Linked DNA regions of Mus musculus: region 2 is linked to region 1. The links are chromatin contacts, found by Hi-C or POLR2A ChIA-PET in ENCODE. All regions are on one chromosome and are shown on one strand. Each heading gives the region's core, a stretch centred on a gene start or an enhancer-like site at or near the end of the contact. The rest is flanking DNA. Distances are from core to core; before and after follow the strand shown.

Evidence for each region. Hi-C counts contacts between places; a loop is a spot of excess contacts on that map. ChIA-PET counts read pairs that join two places held with the same protein, here RNA polymerase II (POLR2A).
Region 2: a loop to region 1 is called in a map of T-helper 2 cell, with 4 times the contacts of the local background. The contact joins the promoter of Usp38 here to the promoter of Smarca5 in region 1. A Hi-C loop is called at or near these places in 5 of 37 maps with a recorded cell type or tissue (T-helper 1 cell, T-helper 17 cell, T-helper 2 cell and 1 more). POLR2A ChIA-PET finds 5 or more read pairs at or near these places in 5 of 5 experiments (Patski and embryonic stem cell).

The regions. Positions count from the first base shown.
Region 1 is chr8:80,738,023-80,740,782 of GRCm38, reverse strand. Smarca5 (SWI/SNF related, matrix associated, actin dependent regulator of chromatin, subfamily a, member 5) reads left to right here and starts at 1,324. Exons shown (of 24, transcript NM_053124.2): 1 at 1,324-1,860. The coding sequence starts at 1,687.
Region 2 is chr8:81,013,511-81,016,270 of GRCm38, reverse strand. Usp38 (ubiquitin specific peptidase 38) reads left to right here and starts at 1,365. Exons shown (of 10, transcript NM_027554.2): 1 at 1,365-2,516. The coding sequence starts at 1,835.

The sequences.
Region 1 (2,760 bases), core at 75-2,574:
GGGTTGAATCCCCTGGAACTAGACTTAACAGTTATGAGCTGACATACGGGTGCTGGGAATTGAACCAGTGCTCTTAACCTTTGAACCATCTCTTCCAGCTCCTTATATCTATTAGTTTTTGGAGACACTTTTAGTGTCTTTTAGTCTAGGCTGGCCTAGTAGCCAAGGATGACCGTGCCTACACTTCTCTAAGTGCTGGGATTTGGGGTACGAGTCACGGCATCCAGATTAAATAGTGCTAGGACTCAAGCCCAGGATTTCATGTATGCTCCCCAACAACTCACCAAATGAGCTACAGTATGTTAAACGAGAGCGTTTTCAGGTTCTCCATTTTAGTTAACGATTATTCGACTGGTTAAAACATTTGAAATTATATATGAATATTATCTATTCCAAGAAGTTTGAAAGTAACTCTGGAAAAGACTTTTTATTCAACATAGGTGGGGACTAAATAATGGGATTAATTAAGATAAAGATCTTTTGTGCCTGGGAGTAGGTGGGGGATGAATGGAACAGTGTTTATATTCCGTAGGATTCAGTAGCCTCCATGACAGCCTAAGGCAGGATAAAGAAGCAACACGAATAACGAACACTTGTTTCCTCGGTGTAGCCCTGGCTGTCCTGGAACTCGCTCTGTAGACCAGGCTGGCCTCAACTCAAGAGATCCGCCTGTCTCTGCCTCTGTAGTGCTGGGATTAAAGGTGTGCGCCACCACGCCTGGTAAACACTTCTTGAGACAAATGTGTATTTGTTTCATGCGAAAACTCGCCATCATTTGTCTGCCTTTATCTGCTGCCATTCTAACAGGGCAGCGCGTCTTCTGTCTTAACTTGAACTTGACAAACGCCGAACTCTCTAAACGAAGCCGACTGACGGAGCGAACACGCAGACTTTTTAATTCTGAGGTGATTTTTCTTCTCAGGCGTCCAACGTCACTTAACGTCACGCCCGTGAGCGAAGGCGGCAGGACGACGAAGGCCAGCCCAGGCCTTTGCTCCTTGCCTAACAGTCGCGCCGTTCCCAAGAGGGAGCCCTAGCGCGGCGGAAGACAGCGAGCCGAGCCGTTACGGGAGCGCCGAAGACCCAGCTCGCGTCACTCGGAGGAGCGGAGGCGCAAAGCACCGCCGACGCGCTTCCTCGAGGCCCCGCCCACTCGGCTCCACAGCCCGCTAGAGGCCTGGAGGAGGCGGGGCCAAGGAGGAGCATGCGCACGCGCCCTCGCGAGCCGGCCTTCTAAGGGGGAACGAGCGATCTCGCGAGGGTTGAGAGCGGGTGGCGTAGGTAGCTGTCCTGGTTGGCTGGAGAAGAGAATCCACTCCCGGAGAGGAGAAGGCGCCGGGAGGCCTCTGAGAACCTTCCGTTTTCCTTTCCCTTTCCCTCGGCCCTCCGCCTCCTCAGAGTCAGCCCGCCTTCCCTGACCTCCGTGACCCCGCTGGCCCCGCCCACTCCCGTCGACGTGATTCCCGCCGTGAGGTAAACGCCTGTGGAGCAGAGTCCCGCGGAAGAGGACGGCGAGGCGAGCGGCGCGGCTGGGCCGGCTCGGGTCGGTGGCGGAGCCCTCGCGCGTGAGAGCTTCCGGGCAGGTCTCACTCCTCCGGCGGCCCGGACGCCCGTGTCGCGCAGGCCCAAGCCGCTTCCCTCGGCGCCGCGCCTGCCCGTGGCCGCGGCGGGTGACGCAGCCGGAACATGTCGTCCGCGGTGGAGCCTCCGCCGCCCCCGCCTCCCGAGAGCGCGCCTTCCAAGCCCTCGGCGGCGGGCGCCGGCGGGAGCAGCAGCGGCAACAAAGGCGGCCCCGAGGGCGGCGCGGCGCCCGCGGCTCCGTGTGCTGCGGGCTCGGGCCCCGCGGACACCGAGATGGAGGTGAGCGCGGCCGTGCGCGGGGAGGGAGGGAGGTGGATGCTCGGCCGGCGCGTCTCCTGCTCTTCACCTTTACCTTTTCCCCTCGGTGTAGCTAGCCTAGCCCGACCGCGGATCGCTCTTACGAAACACATGTTCCTGATTACTGGGGCCGAGGGGACCCGTTTCCTCCATTGCCAGGCTCCCCCAGAACTCGCTCAATTTCTCCCGATTTAGGTTTTAGTTTGCACTAAACTTTGAGGAAGGCGAGGGAGATGCCCCTCCGGAGTGGGATTCCCGGGGCGAGGGGCGACGTTTCCCAGCGTCGCAGCTGGGGACTTGCGCCTCCAGTGCCTCATCCCCGTGCTGGCGGGGGCGGCATCTGTCTGTTCTGGGCAGAGACAATGGCGAGAGCTGGAGGGCCGAGTGCGCAGTGGGGATAAGCGGGGCGCAGCTGCTTGTGTGCAACGAGGGGAAGCCCCTCCCGGGCCCTGCTCCACCGGGAGGGGAACGAGCGTGACAGCCGCAGCACCTGTCCTGGATCCCCATCCAATTACGGGTGTATGCATGGAGAACTGAATGAATGGGAGCCTCGGGGAAGGATGATGGGCTTCTAGCTCTGCGCATTGCTTCCTTTTGAAGCCATTCGGAGGATTCGCTGTTGAACCACCTTCTTGGGGCTCCAGTGGGCCAGATGATGGTGACAATACTGGAGGAAGCGGGGAGAGAGTGGAAAATGGGGGAGCTGCCAGGCAGGTCTCTTTGGACATGCTCCCAGGCATTGAGTTGCCTGGGAACAAAGTTACTGCTTCCAATTTTTATTCTTGGCCTTGGCCTTGTTTTGAGGTATTCTGTAGTTCCAGTCTGAAGGAAGACTCCTGGGAGTTTTAATCCTCAGATTGGAAGCAATACTATAAAAGTGAA
Region 2 (2,760 bases), core at 116-2,615, 280 kb before region 1:
ACTAAAGGCATGTACCACCAGGCCTGGAGTTAAGCTCTTCACCTAGAACCTGCTTGTCCCAGGCTGGCCTTGAACTCAGAGATCTGCTTGGCCTTATCTCCATGGATTAAAGGTGTATGCCACTATGCCTGGGTCTAAATTTAGCTGAGAAGGATCTTGCTTATACACTGAACACTGAATACAAAAGCTCACTATTTTTTATTTTTTCCAGACATGGTTTCTCTGTGTAGCCCTGGCTGTCCTGGAACTCACTCTGTAGACCAGGCTGGCCTCGAACTCAGAAATCCACTTGCCTCTGCCTCCCAAGTGCTGGGATTAAAAGCGAGCACCACCACCACCCGCTAAAAAATCTATTCTTACAACAACCTTGTTTTGAATCACCACTAAATATATGAGCCACCAGTACTCTCTCTACATTAGCAATTGTTTCAGAGGAAAAACCCAGCCATTTAAGGCATTGGAGTATGTCTGGGCCTAACAAGGTCTTTAGAAAGATTTCCCCCAAAGCTTGGTTTGTTTGTTTGTTTGTTTTCTTATACTTTCCTCCATTCCTCAACTAGTGCTCTTCTCGCGTTTCCAAAATTTTCTCAGACACAAGATTTTAAACAATTAATAGCACTTCCTCGAATTGTCTTCATAAGCAACATGTCTCAGACTATGACATAGTAAAAGTTCCTCCATTTTGTCTCAGGTGGAGCCATCTTTGGTTTACCCGGAAACTGACACCATCATTCCCTGATGAAAGTGAAAAGTCCTGTACCCCAACTCTGTCCTAGAAACTCGGGGAAATGCCTCAGGCAACTGCACGTTTTGGGCTTCTAGTAAGCTGCTTGCTTACTTTATTTCCCTGCCAACGGCAAACAAGGAAGTAGTGTTTCCGTGTTCTCTGCCTTTTACAGCTCCCTGCACAGTGCGTTCTTCCGGCTGCTCTGAGAGAAGGGTTTCCCCCCGGCAGTCGCCGGCGGCTCAGTATAGACTCTCGGTTCGCTCGCGCTGAGTGGTCTCTGAGTTTCTAACCCTCACCACTGACGGAATCCACGTCCGGCGACAAGAACCTCAGAGCTCAGAGTAGGCTCCCTGAGCAGCGCCTCCGGAAGTCCGCCAGTGACGTACCACACAGTCTCCAGTGACGTGAGAGTGGCCGCGTGACTCACTCCGTGCCTCTGCGCCTGCGCGCCAGGGAAGGGGGCGCGGCCTATCGGGGGAGGAGCTACATGGAGAAGGGGGAGGGGCGGGGCCAGCAGGAAATGGGTCGAACGTAGCCGGGAAAGGACCGGAAAAAAGTGGGCGGGGCGAGGGCGGACCTATCCGCTGTACCTCGGAGCTTCACTTCCTATTCGCCAGTATTTCTGCTTCCGGGTTCAGGGTGTTCCGCGCCTCCGGCTCCTCTCCTTGGCAGATCGAGGTACTCGCATTGACAGTGCCTCCTGACTCAACCCAGGGCGACTTTTAACTGCCCACCCGCGGGAGCCGGGGCTCCGCACTGACCCGGGACACGAAGGCGCTCCTCACCTTCCAGCTCAGCCTGGAGGGTCCCTGCGCCCGGAGGCTGGGAGAGGTCGCGGGCCCAGCGAGGCAGCCTTATGCGGACCTCCGGCCCCTGAGGCGGACCGCGGGGACCCGCAGCCTTTCGGCGTCCCAGAATCGCTCGCTCCCGTCCCGGCTCGGATGGGCCTTCCCACTCGATAAATGTGGCTGCTGAGGCGGCGGTGGCGGTGGCCGGTCCTGCTGCTGGTTGGCTCCAAGTTCCTCCCCGCCGGGGCGCTTTGCTGCCCCCCGGGGCTGCCGCTGCCAGCTCTTTATCCCCAGGGCCTGGCCTTGCAGAGTGGCGACGATGGACAAGATTCTGGAAGGCCTGGTGAGCTCCTCGCACCCGCTGCCCCTCAAGCGGATGATTGTGCGGAAGGTGGTGGAGTTCGCGGAGCATTGGCTCGACGAGGCGCAGTGCGAGGCCATGTTTGACCTGACGACCCGCCTCATCCTGGAGGGCCAGGACCCTTTCCAGCGACAAGTGGGCCACCAGGTGCTGGAGGCCTACGCGCGGTACCACCGGCCGGAGTTCGAGTCCTTCTTCAACAAGACTTTCGTGTTGGGCCTCCTTCAGCAGGGCTACCACTCAGTGGACAGGAAGGACGTCGCCATCCTGGACTACATTCACAACGGCCTGAAGCTGATTATGAGCTGCCCGTCGGTGCTGGATCTCTTCAGCCTGCTCCAGGTGGAGGTCCTGCGAATGGTTTGCGAGAGGCCGGAGCCAGTGCTCTGTGCCCGGCTGAGCGACCTCCTGACCGATTTCGTGCAGTGCGTCCCCAAAGGGAAACTGTCAGTTACCTTCTGTCAACAGCTGGTTCGAACGATAGGTCATTTCCAGTGCGTGTCCACTCAGGAGAAGGAACTACGGGAGTATGTCTCCCAGGTAACGAAAGTGAGTACCTTACTACAGAATATTTGGAAGGCTGAGCCCTCCACGCTGCTACCTTCTCTGCAAGAAGTTTTTGCAAGCATCTCTTCCACAGGTAAGGGTCATTATTTCAGAAAAGTGTGTCTTGGAAATTCAACACGTGTGTCTCATCAACACAGTGCGCTTTTTTCCCCCCCGGAAGCATTCTCTTTGGGGGTACTGAAAGAGGCCAGGTAGCCTATTTTATTAGAGTAACTCCTCCAGTAAGAGACGTTCTTGATGGAGAGCAAAACTAAATACCCTTATGCAAAATGTTACTCCTCTTCACTGCCTTGTTCAGAATGGTACGCTGGAGCCAA